Regions from separate parts of the Homo sapiens genome. Here region 2 is linked to region 1. A link is a contact called in ENCODE Hi-C or POLR2A ChIA-PET data. All regions are on one chromosome and are shown on one strand. The core of a region is the stretch at or near the end of the contact, and the rest is flanking DNA. Distances in the headings are between cores, read along the strand shown.

Evidence for each region. A loop is a pair of places that touch in the nucleus more often than their neighbours do. ChIA-PET counts read pairs that join two places held with the same protein, here RNA polymerase II (POLR2A). Pooled maps may share reads with other maps.
Region 2: a loop to region 1 is called in a map of heart right ventricle, with 3 times the contacts of the local background. The contact joins two enhancer-like sites. A Hi-C loop is called at or near these places in 6 of 168 maps with a recorded cell type or tissue (CD4-positive, alpha-beta T cell, GM11168, astrocyte of the cerebellum and 3 more) and 3 of 50 pooled maps. POLR2A ChIA-PET finds 5 or more read pairs at or near these places in 5 of 52 experiments (CD4-positive, alpha-beta memory T cell, MCF 10A, WTC11 and 2 more).

The regions. Positions count from the first base shown.
Region 1 is chr18:77,001,062-77,007,405 of GRCh38, forward strand. The region is part of intron 4 of MBP (myelin basic protein); the gene reads right to left. Among named protein-coding and RNA genes, the nearest start is that of MBP-AS1, 24 kb to the left of the region's middle. RefSeq lists enhancers at 4,408-5,307, 5,308-6,206. Within about 2 kb of position 3,695, at least 8 of the 41 ENCODE cell types and tissues checked have a DNase peak (open chromatin) inside an H3K27ac peak, as active enhancers do.
Region 2 is chr18:77,035,828-77,042,171 of GRCh38, forward strand. The region is part of intron 3 of MBP (myelin basic protein); the gene reads right to left. Among named protein-coding and RNA genes, the nearest start is that of MBP-AS1, 59 kb to the left of the region's middle. RefSeq lists an enhancer at 620-1,819. Within about 2 kb of position 4,089, at least 3 of the 41 ENCODE cell types and tissues checked have a DNase peak (open chromatin) inside an H3K27ac peak, as active enhancers do.

The DNA.
Region 1 (6,344 bases), core at 2,445-4,944:
GTCAATACGTGAAGACCTAGTGAGTTTATGGTTCTGAGCCTGTCCGGGTCCCTGCCCACCCGGTCCCCACTCACCTGGTCCCCGCCCACCGGGTCCCCGCCCACCCGGTTCCCACTCATAGGGTCCCCGCTCACTGTCCCGGACCCTGAAGCTCATCTCAGCCTCCAGGTGGGACCATGCAGGGCTGGGGCTTGGGGGTTCCTCGCCTGCCATCCCAGGCTGGGGTGTGCCCGCGTTTCTCTTCCAGAGGAGAGTAAATCACTAGATACACGGGTGTAGATACACCTACCCAGAAGATCGGCCCAGCGTAGCCTGACAGTCTCCAGCCACTCCGCAGCAGTCCACGGCAGCTAATGAGCCTGCCAGGGTACCCACGCTGCAGTTTTAACAGATGGGCGAGGTATTGGAGGTCTCTACTCCTATTTCACATGGAATCCTTTTGGAGACACAAGGAGAAGTGTGCATTCCTAGAACTTGGATGACTTACTTAAGAAAATGCCCGTAAGAGGCCAGGCACGGTGGCTCACACCTGTAATCCCAGAACTTTGGGAGGCCAAGGCGGGTGGATCACCTGAGATCAGGAGTTTGAGACCTCCCTGGCCAACGTGGCAAAACCCCCTCTCTACTAAAATACGAGAATTAGCTGGGCGTGGTGGCGGACACCTGTAATCCCAGCTACTTGGGAGGCTGAGGCAGGAGAATCACCTGAACCTGGGAGGCGGAGGTTGCAGTGAGCCGAGATCAAGCCACTGCACTCCAGCCTGGGTGACAAAGTGAGACTTCATCTCAAAAAAAAGAAAAGAAAAAAAGCCTGTAAGAAAGTTCCTGCTCATCTACACCCTCCCCTCATGATAGTGTTCTTACTGACACAGCCACGTGTTGGAACATCTTCTAACTATCATTAGAGATGATCTGCCTCCTTTCAGATCACACATATTAACACAGTACATTTTGTTTCCCCATTTGTATTGATTATGTGCCAGTTTTGGGGAAGTGGGTCAAATAACTGAGTGTTGATAACATCTGCCCCATTTTCCCACCTGATGGGATGGAGCACAGGAAGTTGGCTCCATGTGGAGTTGCCGCCTGGAGACCTCTGGCCTCTCGTAAACCTGGAATGGTGCGTTCTCATGGAGGCAACCACGGCAGGGTCCCATGCACCTGGCTCTCTCCACCTGGGCCTCCCATTAGGGCCTTTGCTACAGAGATGCACCCATCAGCACTCGGCTGTGGAGCCTTAGCAAGCACCTGTTCTTCCCTTTGTCGTGTGGTCCATGATGTCATTGCAGAATGACACGTTAGAAAAATGTCTCTTTGTTAATGTATCTCAATATGCCCAGAGAGCAGCATCTACCATCCAGTGGCTAAATGCAGTAGGGATTTCCTTATGGGCATTGTCTTAATCAAGTAAGTGGTCCAAGTTCTAGGAATGTACATGTTTTCCCTGTGTCCCCAAAAGGATTCAATGCAAAGCCAGAATAGAGAAAGCAAGGCGTCTTGGTTTTAAAACACGAGGTGTGATCGTAAACCAAAAATATCATTCAGCACTGCTCCCACGTCACCACTCATTTTACAGATTTGAATATTGAGATGCACAGAGGTTCAGGGAGCTGCTCGCAGAGGCTGCTAGCTGTCTAGGGCTTGAACTTTAGACTGCATGCCAAGCGAGACTCTTGTGGAGTGAACGTAGGATGAGAGGCTCACGTTACCCACCTGAAAGTCAGCGGCCTATGGGGAAATTCACTGGCTAGTCATAGGAGAAAGGGAAAAGGGAAGGGAGAAGAACGGATTTTTAAATTGTATTTTATTACAAGAATTTGTAGACTTACCTTGTAGTAAGTTATGAAGCTATTGGCTAGAACTAACAGTGTGCTCACAGACGAGAAAAATAAACTAGTATCTGTAGACAAAGTCAATGACATATGCCAGTTAGTGTCTAGGGAATGAGGGAAGCTTCAATTGCTGCTGTTTACCAAAATAATTGGGAACTAATTTTCTAGTAAACACTGATGGATACAATAAATGCCAGTGTAGTTAATGAGATGAGATTTTTCAATTTTCTCTGTCATTTTAAAAGACGCATTTCTATGTAATTAAAACAAAGGGCCCATCAGTTCCTCCTTTCAGTGGAGAGTGATGCCTCAGGACTGACAGATGGCATCGTCTGGACTGTCCTATTTTGTCTATGTGACTGAAAACCAACCAACCAACATATCTCCTGGTCCTTATTCCTTTAATTTCCAGGTTGCACATGGCGGGTTTTTGCACACATCCACAAAGCGGCATTCGGGACCTCTGCTGTTCATTTCGACGGTTTCAGCAGTGGCCCTGAGAGTGAAGGGCGAATGAATTTGCTTTTTACTCTTTTTACCTCCCAGAGTAATATTTGATTCTTCTGGCACTCTCAGGAAGTGCAGATACCAGAGAGCTCAGAAGTTAATCTGAAAAAACTCAGAGACAGAGAGCTCAGGGATGAATCTGTGTGGCCTGTTCAGAACCACAGAAGATAGTGGTGTCACTGTTTTTCTGAGCTGCCATGATAAGAAAGAACAGAGGTATATTTGATATAATTTTTTTCTTGTGAAAGTGATAATATGCTTCTTCAGTATATTTTTTGAATTAGGAATCGTAAAATGTAGTTCTAGATGAAATAGATGCACCTTTTCTGCCATTTTCCCTACATCACACTTCTTTTGTGGCTCACAGAGATCCTTGACATCCCCAGAAACCTTGTTTAAGTGATTAAATGATCCTCCTTAAAGATGCTCAAAGGAGACAGTCACCTACGCAGCATCTTCCTTTCTCTCCAGGGATCTTCTGTTATTCAATGCGTGCGTATTTTCTACCTAAAAACCGGTGGGAGTGGGAAACAGCAGACCCCCTGCAAACTATCTGAAGCTTAGGGTCATGGTATCTGTTTCCCATGGAAACTGGAACCAGCAGCTAAAACAGGCACCAGTGAAATCAGTATTATTGGACAGAACATGGGTGTCAAAGTCTGCAAGGCTGGAGATGAGACGACACATCCGACTGTAAATGGTGGGCCATGCTGTCTCCCCTTTTCTTACTCTCCATCCCCCTGACTTCATAATGCTCTGGCAATTCCGAGAAATCACAGAACACTGTGGTTCTCTTTTCAATACTAGTTAAATACTAGTTACAATACTAGTTAAATAATAGCTTCCTCTGAAAAAAAGCACATATATATATATGTGTCCCCCCCCACTCCCCGCCGCAAGGAAGCTATTATTCGATTTCTGGTCAAACAGCTCCTACCATGCCTCAGGAGAGTATGTTAGATTTTTTTTTAAAAGCAAGATCAGGGCATTTTAGATTTTGCAGTTTGGAGAGAATTCTTTTCTGTCTGAATGACAGATGCAGTTTTTCCTGTGTTTTTGCCCTTTGCCGGGTTGAAGATTATGTTTATTCCTGAATCATCGGCTCGCACGAGTTAATGAAAGTCACGGGCATTTACTTTCTTTACAGAAAGCTGTGCACCATCCAGAATAGCGGGCTTTTCTCTATGTCTGAAAAAATTCACAGACAAGCCTTTCGTTCTGATGCAGATTTCAGGTAACCTGAGGCTGTTACCTCAGCTCCTTGCAGAGGATGCAGCTCCTTGCAGATACTGGGAATGAGAGCGCTGCAGGGTGGCGGCCGCTGGCGCCCGTGGCTTGTGTGTGTGGTTTCCCTTCTGGTGCCCTACTCGGGAGGTTGTTGCTTTGCCCCATGACAGGAAGGATCAGCGTTTCTCCTCTTAGCAAACTGTGAGGCTGGATGCAGAGATTCAGATACTGCTTTTGTAGATGTGGTCGGGGCATATCTGGTTGTGTTTTCTCTCCCATGTTTCATGGGGAAGTGAAGCTCCCGTGGCCTCCTTTGGGGGCCTTTGCCTCTGTCCGCTGGTGATACAGGGGTCGGTATCAGAGACCTCTTGGCACGAAACCTTGTGGGACCCACATTGGGGCTCTGGCTCTGGGCACAGAAGGATACAACAAATCAAAGTTCGGCAGCCTGTGCTTCTGCCATTAAGTAAACCCTTTCAGTGGCTGCATTTTTCTGATCTGGGTTTAACCTCAAAGAGGAAGAGCTTTGACGCCGGGTTCCAGCTTCCTCATCCTGGTGAGTGTGCCGAAGAGGGAGAAGCAACGGAGGTGGACAAACGGCACCTGTCAGAGGCGAAAGCTGCTGTCAGATTGGCGAGGAAGTCCTTAAAATGGTTGTGTGCTTTCCGCCGGGTGGCTGTGCCATGGCCTCTCTGGTTGGCACCTTGATGGCAGCCCGCCCCCAGGTACCATGTTGCCATGGCGTCTCCATGCAGGAGCACACCCTTCATGACCACAGCTCCGGGAAGCAGGGTCTCTGTTCCTTGTCCCGAGAGACCCACGGAAAAAATTCCTCTTCCTCATGGCAAGAGGGACTCCTCTCCCACGGGGGAGGCTCAGAGACGTCTGTTTCCCAAACGCAGATGACTCGGAGCTGATGGCCAGAGAGTGAAGTTCTAGTCCAGCTGCCCCAACCATGGGGCTTTTGAGGCTTGATTACCATTTCCTTCTGAGAATGGTGGGAGCAGGGATTGATATGAGGTTCACCGCTCGGATTTTCATTTTACAGTTTCGGAAACTAAGGCCCCAGCACAGAAACACAGAGGACCCAAAGCTACAGCCTTGAGGGGCAGAGGGGCCAGGGCCAGCAGGGCTTTTAGAGCCAGCACTGCCCTCCCCAGCAGCTCTGAGGGTGGCCAGGCCTCTTCCAGAATAGCACGAGTGTGGAGTGGCACTGGGGCAGGGTTATGATGACACCAATGTTTTCAGAGGACGAGGCTCCTGTGGGGCCTTTGCATTGCTTTTCTTGCTTGATCAGCACAACGTTCCAAAGCATCTGCAGGACAGGTGACGCTTTTGCCACCATTGCTGTTTCACAGGAGAGGGAAGGAAGCTCAGAGAAGACAGACACCTGCCCCAGGTCCACGGCTATGACGCAGTGCCATGAGACCTGAGCCAAGCATTTTTGGTTCTTCCTCCTGTGCTTTCCCATGGCACAAAATGCTTTGCTTCCTAAACGCCAGTGTGCTGGGTGATGGTGGATTCAGAGGCAGGGCAGGTCTTTCCAGAAGCCTCCATGGGCGCCAAGGCTGAGGGGTGGACAGTGTCCTCCAAGTCAGGCCAGGAGCACAAGGGTCTGTGAGAAAGAGGCAGAAAGGACGTCCGAGGACTCGGAGACAGTGGCTGCTGGAAGCCCAGAGCAGCCCCTTCCTGCTCAGGTCAGTGTCCTGGGCCCCAGGCCGAGCCTGGAGCTTGGAGGAGCTGGCACCGTTGGCGGGGCCGAGAGGAGCCGCCCTGCCCGGGGCCACCTTTCCAGCTGCACCACTGGCGCCCTCACTCCAGCCTCCAGTGCAGGCCCAGCACCGGGTTCCAGGGACCTGCAGCACGGGATGGACAGGCAGGCGGGCAGGCAGGGGCTGAGCAGACAGAGGAACTGCAGAGAACAGTGGGTCCACTTCCCACGCAGCCATTCCCCATCGTGCGTGTTGCTCCTCTCCCCTCAGAATCCTTGCTTCCCCAGCTTGCTTTTGGGTTCTCGCATGTCGCAATATTCCCCTACTGTGCTCCCGCTGCCTGCCTTCCAGTCCTCAAAGAAAAGAGCCCTGTCAGCCCCGAGAGCACCGGTGTCTCTGGGAGTCAGGGAGCTCGGAGCAGGGTCCCGTGCTGGAGGGGGCACCGCAGCACGGGAGCCAGGCTGTTCTTTGCCTTGTTGCCTATTTCATAGCTGGGGTGTCTCCCTTACCCTCCTGGTGTGTTTGCACAGAGAGAGAGAGGGAAGAGGAAGAGAGAGACACGAAGAGGGAGGGAGAGAGGGGGAAGTAGACAGACAGAGAGACAGGGAGGGAGAGGACACAGGGTGAGGTGGACCCAGGCGGAGGCCCTCTGTTCAGCTCGCGTTTCTCAGCCGCAGGGCAGGGAGTTCTTGGTTCCGACTCTGCTGGTTCCTGGCACTGCTCAGCCTGAGCCTTCCACCCAGCTGCTTCTGTCTCCGTTGGGAGCTGACTTCAAGGGTCCTTTGTCATGGAATCCCTGCATTTTAAAATCCCTCTGTATTTTAAAACCATTTAGTGCCTCCGGCCTTGCAATTCCTTCTTCCGTGGCTGGTGCCCTCACAGCCACTTTCTTGCAATAATAAAGCATCCCAAAGTACCGGAGGAAGGCATTCTAACTCAAAAGCTCCTTCTCAGGGACGAGAGAGGGAAGCTCCTCGCTTATTCTTCCACTCAATATGCAAATGGCGTGGGATTGCCACCGTCTTCGGGCAGGGGCACCCCTGGGGGCTCTCAGACCAGCCCGCCT
Region 2 (6,344 bases), core at 2,839-5,338, 35 kb after region 1:
TGCAAACATTACTGCTTAAGAATTCTTTCAAACTCAAGGGACTTTAAAGCTTTTTTGGGTAAGAAAACACTCCTTAAAATCATTCTGCTGACTGAGAACTTACTAGGACAGGCTCCTAGGAAATGCAGAGGCGTTTTTCTCATAGAGTAAATAGAACCGTCAGTTCTTGGGTCAAATTGGAGGAAAAGTGAAAGGAAGAGAAGATGTGACTCATGTCATGGTCACATTTTGGAGACAGAGCTGAGCAAGTGCTGGTCACGTTTTGGAGGACTGAGCTGAGCAAGTGCTGGTCACATTTTGGAGGACTGAGCTGAGCAAGTGCTGGTCACATTTTGGAGGACTGAGCTGAGCAAGTGCTGGTCACATTTTGGAGACTGAGCTGAGCAAGTGCTGGTCACATTTTGGAGACAGAGCTGAGCAAGTGCTGGTCACATTTTGGAGGACTGAGCTGAGCAAGTGCTGGTCACATTTTGGAGGACTGAGCTGAGCAAGTGCTGGTCACATTTTGGAGACTGAGCTGAGCAAGTGCTGGTCACATTTTGGAGACAGAACTGAGCAAGTGCTGCTCACGTTTCAGAGGACTGAGCTGAGCAAGTGCTGGTCACATTTTGGAGGACTGAGCTGAGCAAGTGCTGGTCACATTTTGGAGGACTGAGCTGAGCAAGTGCTGGTCACATTTTGGAGACTGAGCTGAGCAAGTGCTGGTCACATTTTGGAGGACTGAGCTGAGCAAGTGCTGGTCACATTTTGGAGGACTGAGCTGAGCAAGTGCTGGTCACATTTTGGAGACTGAGCTGAGCAAGTGCTGGTCACATTTTGGAGACAGCTGAGCAAGTGCTGGTCACGTTTCAGAGGACTGAGCTGAGCAAGTGCTGGTCACATTTTGGAGGACTGAGCTGAGCAAGTGCTGGTCACATTTTGGAGACTGAGCTGAGCAAGTGCTGGTCACATTTTGGAGACAGAGCTGAGCAAGTGCTGCTCACGTTTTGGAGGACTGAGCTGAGCAAGTGCTGGTCACATTTTGGAGGACTGAGCTGAGCAAGTGCTGGTCACGTTTTGGAGACTGAGCTGAGCAAGTGCTGGTCACATTTTGGAGACTGAGCTGAGCAAGTGCTGGTCACATTTTGGAGACTGAGCTGAGCAAGTGCTGGTCACGTTTTGGAGGACTGAGCTGAGCAAGTGCTGGTCACATTTTGGAGGACTGAGCTGAGTAAGTGCTGGTCACATTTTGGAGACAGAGCTGAGTAAGTGCTGGTCACATTTTGGAGACAGAGCTGAGCAAGTGCTGGTCACATTTTGGAGACAGAGCTGAGCAAGTGCTGATCACATTTTGGAGACAGAGCTGAGCAAGTGCTGGTCACGTTTTGGAGACAGAGCTGAGCAAGTGCTGGTCACGTTTTGGAGACTGAGCTGAGCAAGTGCTGGTCACATTTTGGAGACTGAGCTGAGCAAGTGCTGGTCACGTTTCGGAGGACTGAGCTGAGCAAGTGCTGGTCACATTTTGGAGACAGAGCTGAGCAAGTGCTGGTCACATTTTGGAGGACTGAGCTGAGCAAGCGGCCAGACTTTATCCTCCAGTGAGGTCGGGAGTATGTCCAGGTTTGGGGACAGAGACTGGCCAGAGCCACAGAGAGGTGGCTGGAGGGGCTGTTTTTAGGGCATTCTCAGCATTGCCAGCAGCTCTCCTCTTGAAGGTCTCTGAGCAGGATCTGGGGGATGATTCCGGAGGGCTGTCCAGGGAAGGTGGCAGAAATGAATCCAGAGTGGAGAGTTCCAACTTCCAAGCTGACCAGTTTTGTGACTGAGCAGGTAATTAAAACTTAGTATTTACCAGCCTTCGCCTTTTCTCTTCCATCCTCTGGCTTGCAGGATGAGAGGAGGAGGAAGCGTGCTCAGCCTCTCTGATGAAGCTGCTCTGTGCAGCCGAGGCGCCTGGAGTACATCGCTGCTGGGTGACAGCAGGACGGTACCAAGTGCTGGTGACAGAGACGTGGCCACATGCAGAAAGCAGGCGACGGGCCTCCGAACAGGCCTCCCGAGGTCTGCAGCGTGTTCACCAATTATACAGAAATAATCATTTTGAAATAAATCACACTGCTGCCTTTGCAGGTTATTTCCATGCAAATGCAGAGTCGCAGTAGGGAATGATAAGGCAATCGATATTAAAAATCCAACCAAGACAGCAAATCAGATGCTCAAAAGGGTTCCTGTCAATAATGACTTCAGTCAGTTCCAGGGCCCAAGATTTAACAGCCAGCGACTACTAAGATAGAAGACTTCTCAATGAATCTGCAAAGGGATCAATACACTGAAAGACGAATCACATCCACATGCGAGCCGCATAGAAATTAAGAATTTGTGCCAGAAACCTTAGCTTCAAGGGATGGGGAACAACAGTTCAGTTTAAAAGAAAAGAAACATGTTGGCAAATAACAGAAGATGAGGGCAAGTTCTGCAATAATTCAGATGCATAACAAGGACTGGCCACAGTGTGAACTGGCAGCCCTGGGTTCCAGGTTGCAAAGACCTTTCTGATGCACTTTCATATTTGGTCCTCTGCCATACATAGAGTGTATGTTACTAACCCAAGTTTACACAACAGGGACCCAGAAGTAGTGGCCCTTACTCAACAGCACGCTGGCAGTAGAAAGGCAAACCCTTTGTTTGACATCATATTTGGTGTTTCTTTGCTATCATGCCGTAACTGGGTCCTGGGAATGACAGGAGCCCAAGCTTGCAGACCTGTGACTATGTTTGTCCCTGTCTCTCCTACATTTCCAGCACCTAACCCAGGGCTTGGCATCAAGTACTTGCTATGTATGGGTGCATATATGCATATGCATGTCTGTGCATGTATGTTTATATATGTATGGACATGTGCATATATATATGTATGCATATATGTACACATGTACGCATATCACTTTCTTGATGCAAGAATTACTCATCAATTAATATGATGTGTGCTCTTGTTAGCTTTTTATGTAATATTTTAAAACATAAGATATTTTAAGAGTGGCCAGAGTTTTTCATTTGTATTCTGTACTGGGCAGAACAACACGATATCACTGGTTAGTATGGAGGTTTGAATAATCAGTGAGAGGCGTCTTCAAACTATGCCTCGGGGCCAAATCTGGCCCATATGTTTTTGTACATCTCGAAAGGTGAGAATATTTTTTTACCTTCTAAATGGTTAAAAAAGAAAAATAGTATTTTGTGACACATGAAAGACATAGGCCATTCAATTTCCAGTGTCCATAAGGGTTCACTGAAACACAGTCACACTCATTTGCTGATGAAATTGTCTCGGCTGCTTTTGTGCACTGATGGCAGGTGCACAAGCAGAGGCTCCACAGAGACTGCGTAGCCTGCAAAACCTAAAATATATACTGTCTGGCCCTTTATGGAGAAAGCTTGCTGACTTCTGTGATCTATAAAATAATTTAAAGTTCTAAGAACAGGCAGGGGTGACTAGTTGGTGCTGCCCTGATGGGATAGAGTGCTGACAGTTAACGCAACACAACTCAGAAGTCAGATTTTTGTGAGCCTCTAGGTGTATGAAGCCAGGGTGAGAGACTATTTGCACTGTTGAAGCTCTGAGGCTAGAGGGGTAAGGTGGAGTTAAAGTATGCATTTGGTTTTAATTTCATAAATGAAATGGATGAGAATTATTTTAAAACCAGAAGATGAATGTAAGGTGATGGAGGAAGTCAGCCCTCTGGGATAATTTATGTTTAATTCATACCCAAGGGCCACCCTAGAACACAGCAGGCATGCAGGGGAGGGTGAACAGCACCCCACATGCCAGGGGACAGAGGTCAGGGGAGTGTGAACAGCATGAGCAGCCTGACCTCATCTCTGCTTCCTGCCAGAAGAAAGTTGTTTCTTAGACAAAAACATTCTGAAATCAGGTAGGAGCTGTGAATCAAGTGGTAGGAAGGAAGAACAGGATTTGTGATCATTTATCACTGAGAAGCTAGAGGAAAATGGGGAACAGAAGGGAAACGCAGGGGTGGATGCCCAGCCCCTGTCCGGTCACCCGAATACAGTTCTTACAACTGACACCCTCGACAGCCAGGACCTCTGAGTCAGGGAATGCTGGTGCGGCCGGCTCTACAGCATGACTCTACAGCATGACTGCGCATGCACTTGGTTTTCATTGTTCGTAGAGTAGGAAAATTACTCTGGTGATTGAGGACTTTATTGGTACAAAATCACATAGAAATTATAAAGCCACAGTTACCTAAACGAATATGCACCTGCCTTGACACCCACAAGTGTCTCATACTTCTTTAAGAACCAAATTTTAGTCTCTTCTCATATTATCTTTACTTTTTTCTTCCCTTCCAATTCTAAAATATGTTTGGTAAATGATCAAATACAAGTTTGTTTAGAAAGAATGGTCCATCCTCTTCAAGGAGAACTACAAACCACTGCTCAATGAAATAAAAGAGGATACAAACAAATGGAAGAACATTCCATGCTCATGGGTAGGAAGAATCAATATCGTGAAAATGGCCATACTGCTCAAGGTAATTTATAGATTCAATGCCATCCCCATCAAGCTACCAATGACTTTCTTCACAGAATTGGAAAAAACTACTTTAAAGTTCATATGGAACCAAAAAAGAGCCCGCATTGCCAAGTCAATCCTAGGCCAAAAGAACAAAGCTGGAGGCATCATGCTACCTGACTTCAAACTATACTACAAGGCTACAGTAACCAAAACAGCATGGTACTGGTACCACAACAGATATGTAGACCAATGGAACAGAACAGAGCCCTCAGAAATAATGCCGCGTATCTACAACTATCTGATCTTTCACAAACCTGACAAAAACAAGAAATGGGGAAAGGATTCCCTATTTAATAAATGGTGCTGGGAAAACTGGCTAGCCATATGTAGAAAGCTGAAATTGGATCCCTTCCTTACACCTTATACAAAAATTAATTCAAGATGGATTAAAGACTTACATGTTAGACCTAAAACCATAAAATTCCTAGAAGAAAACCTAGGCAATACCATTGAGGACATAGGCATGGGCAAGGACTTCATGTCTAAAACACCAAAAGCAATGGCAACAAAAGCCAAAACTGACAAATGGGATCTAATTAAACTAAAGAGCTTCTGCACAGCAAAAGAAACTACCATCAGAGTGAACAGGCAACCTACAGAATGGGAGAAGATTTTTGCAATCTACTCATCTGAGAAAGGGCTAGTATCCAGAATCTACAATGAACTCAAACAAATTTACAAGAAAAAAACAACCCCATCAAAAAATGGGCAAAGGATATGAACAGACACTTCTCAAAAGAAGACATTTATGCAGCCAAGAGACACATGAAAAAATGCTCATCATCACTGGTCATCAGAGAAATGCAAATCAAAACCACAATGAGATACCATCTCACACCAGTTAGAATGGTGATCATTAAAAACTCAGGAAACAACAGGTGCTGGAGAGGATGTGGAGAAATAGGAACACTTTTACACTGTTGGTGGGACTGTAAACTAGTTCAACCATTGTGGAAGTCAGTGTGGCGATTCCTCAGGGATCTAGAACTAGAAATGCCATTTGACCCAGCCATCCCATTACTGGGTATATACCCAAAGGATTATAAAACATGCTGCTATAAAGACACATGCACACCTATGTTTATTGTGGCACTATTCACAATAGCAAAGACTTGGAACCAACCCGAATGTCCAACAATGATAGACTGGATGAAGAAAATGTGGCACATATACACCATGGAATACTATGCAGCCATAAAAAATGATGAGTTCATGTCCTTTGTGGGGACATGGATGAAGCTGGAAACCATCATTCTCAGCAAACTATCACAAGCACAAAAAACCAAACACCGCGTGTTCTCACTCATAGGTGGGAATTGAACAATGAGAACACATGGACACAGGAAGGGGAACATCACACACTGGGACCTGTTGTGGGGTGGGGGGAGGGGGGAGGGATAGCATTAGGAGATATACCTAATGTTAAACGACGAGTTACTGGGTGCAGCACACCAACATGGCACATGTATACATATGTAACAAACCTGCACGTTGTGCACATGTACCCTAAGACTTAAAGTATAATTAAAAAAAAAAAAGAATGGTCCATAAAAGACCTGCAGGAACCCCCAGGAGATTAGTGCCACAGACCCCGCATCATCGATTTGTCACCAGTGAAAAGAGGCGCACTTTCTAGTCATCACAAGAAACAAGTCCCACCTGGAGCTCTCCAACACAGAAATCAAGGAAAACCATGAATTCACAATAAACTGGAAAGAACTCTCATTTTCTCTGACCTTTTTTGGAAGTTTTGCTGCTGAATACATGC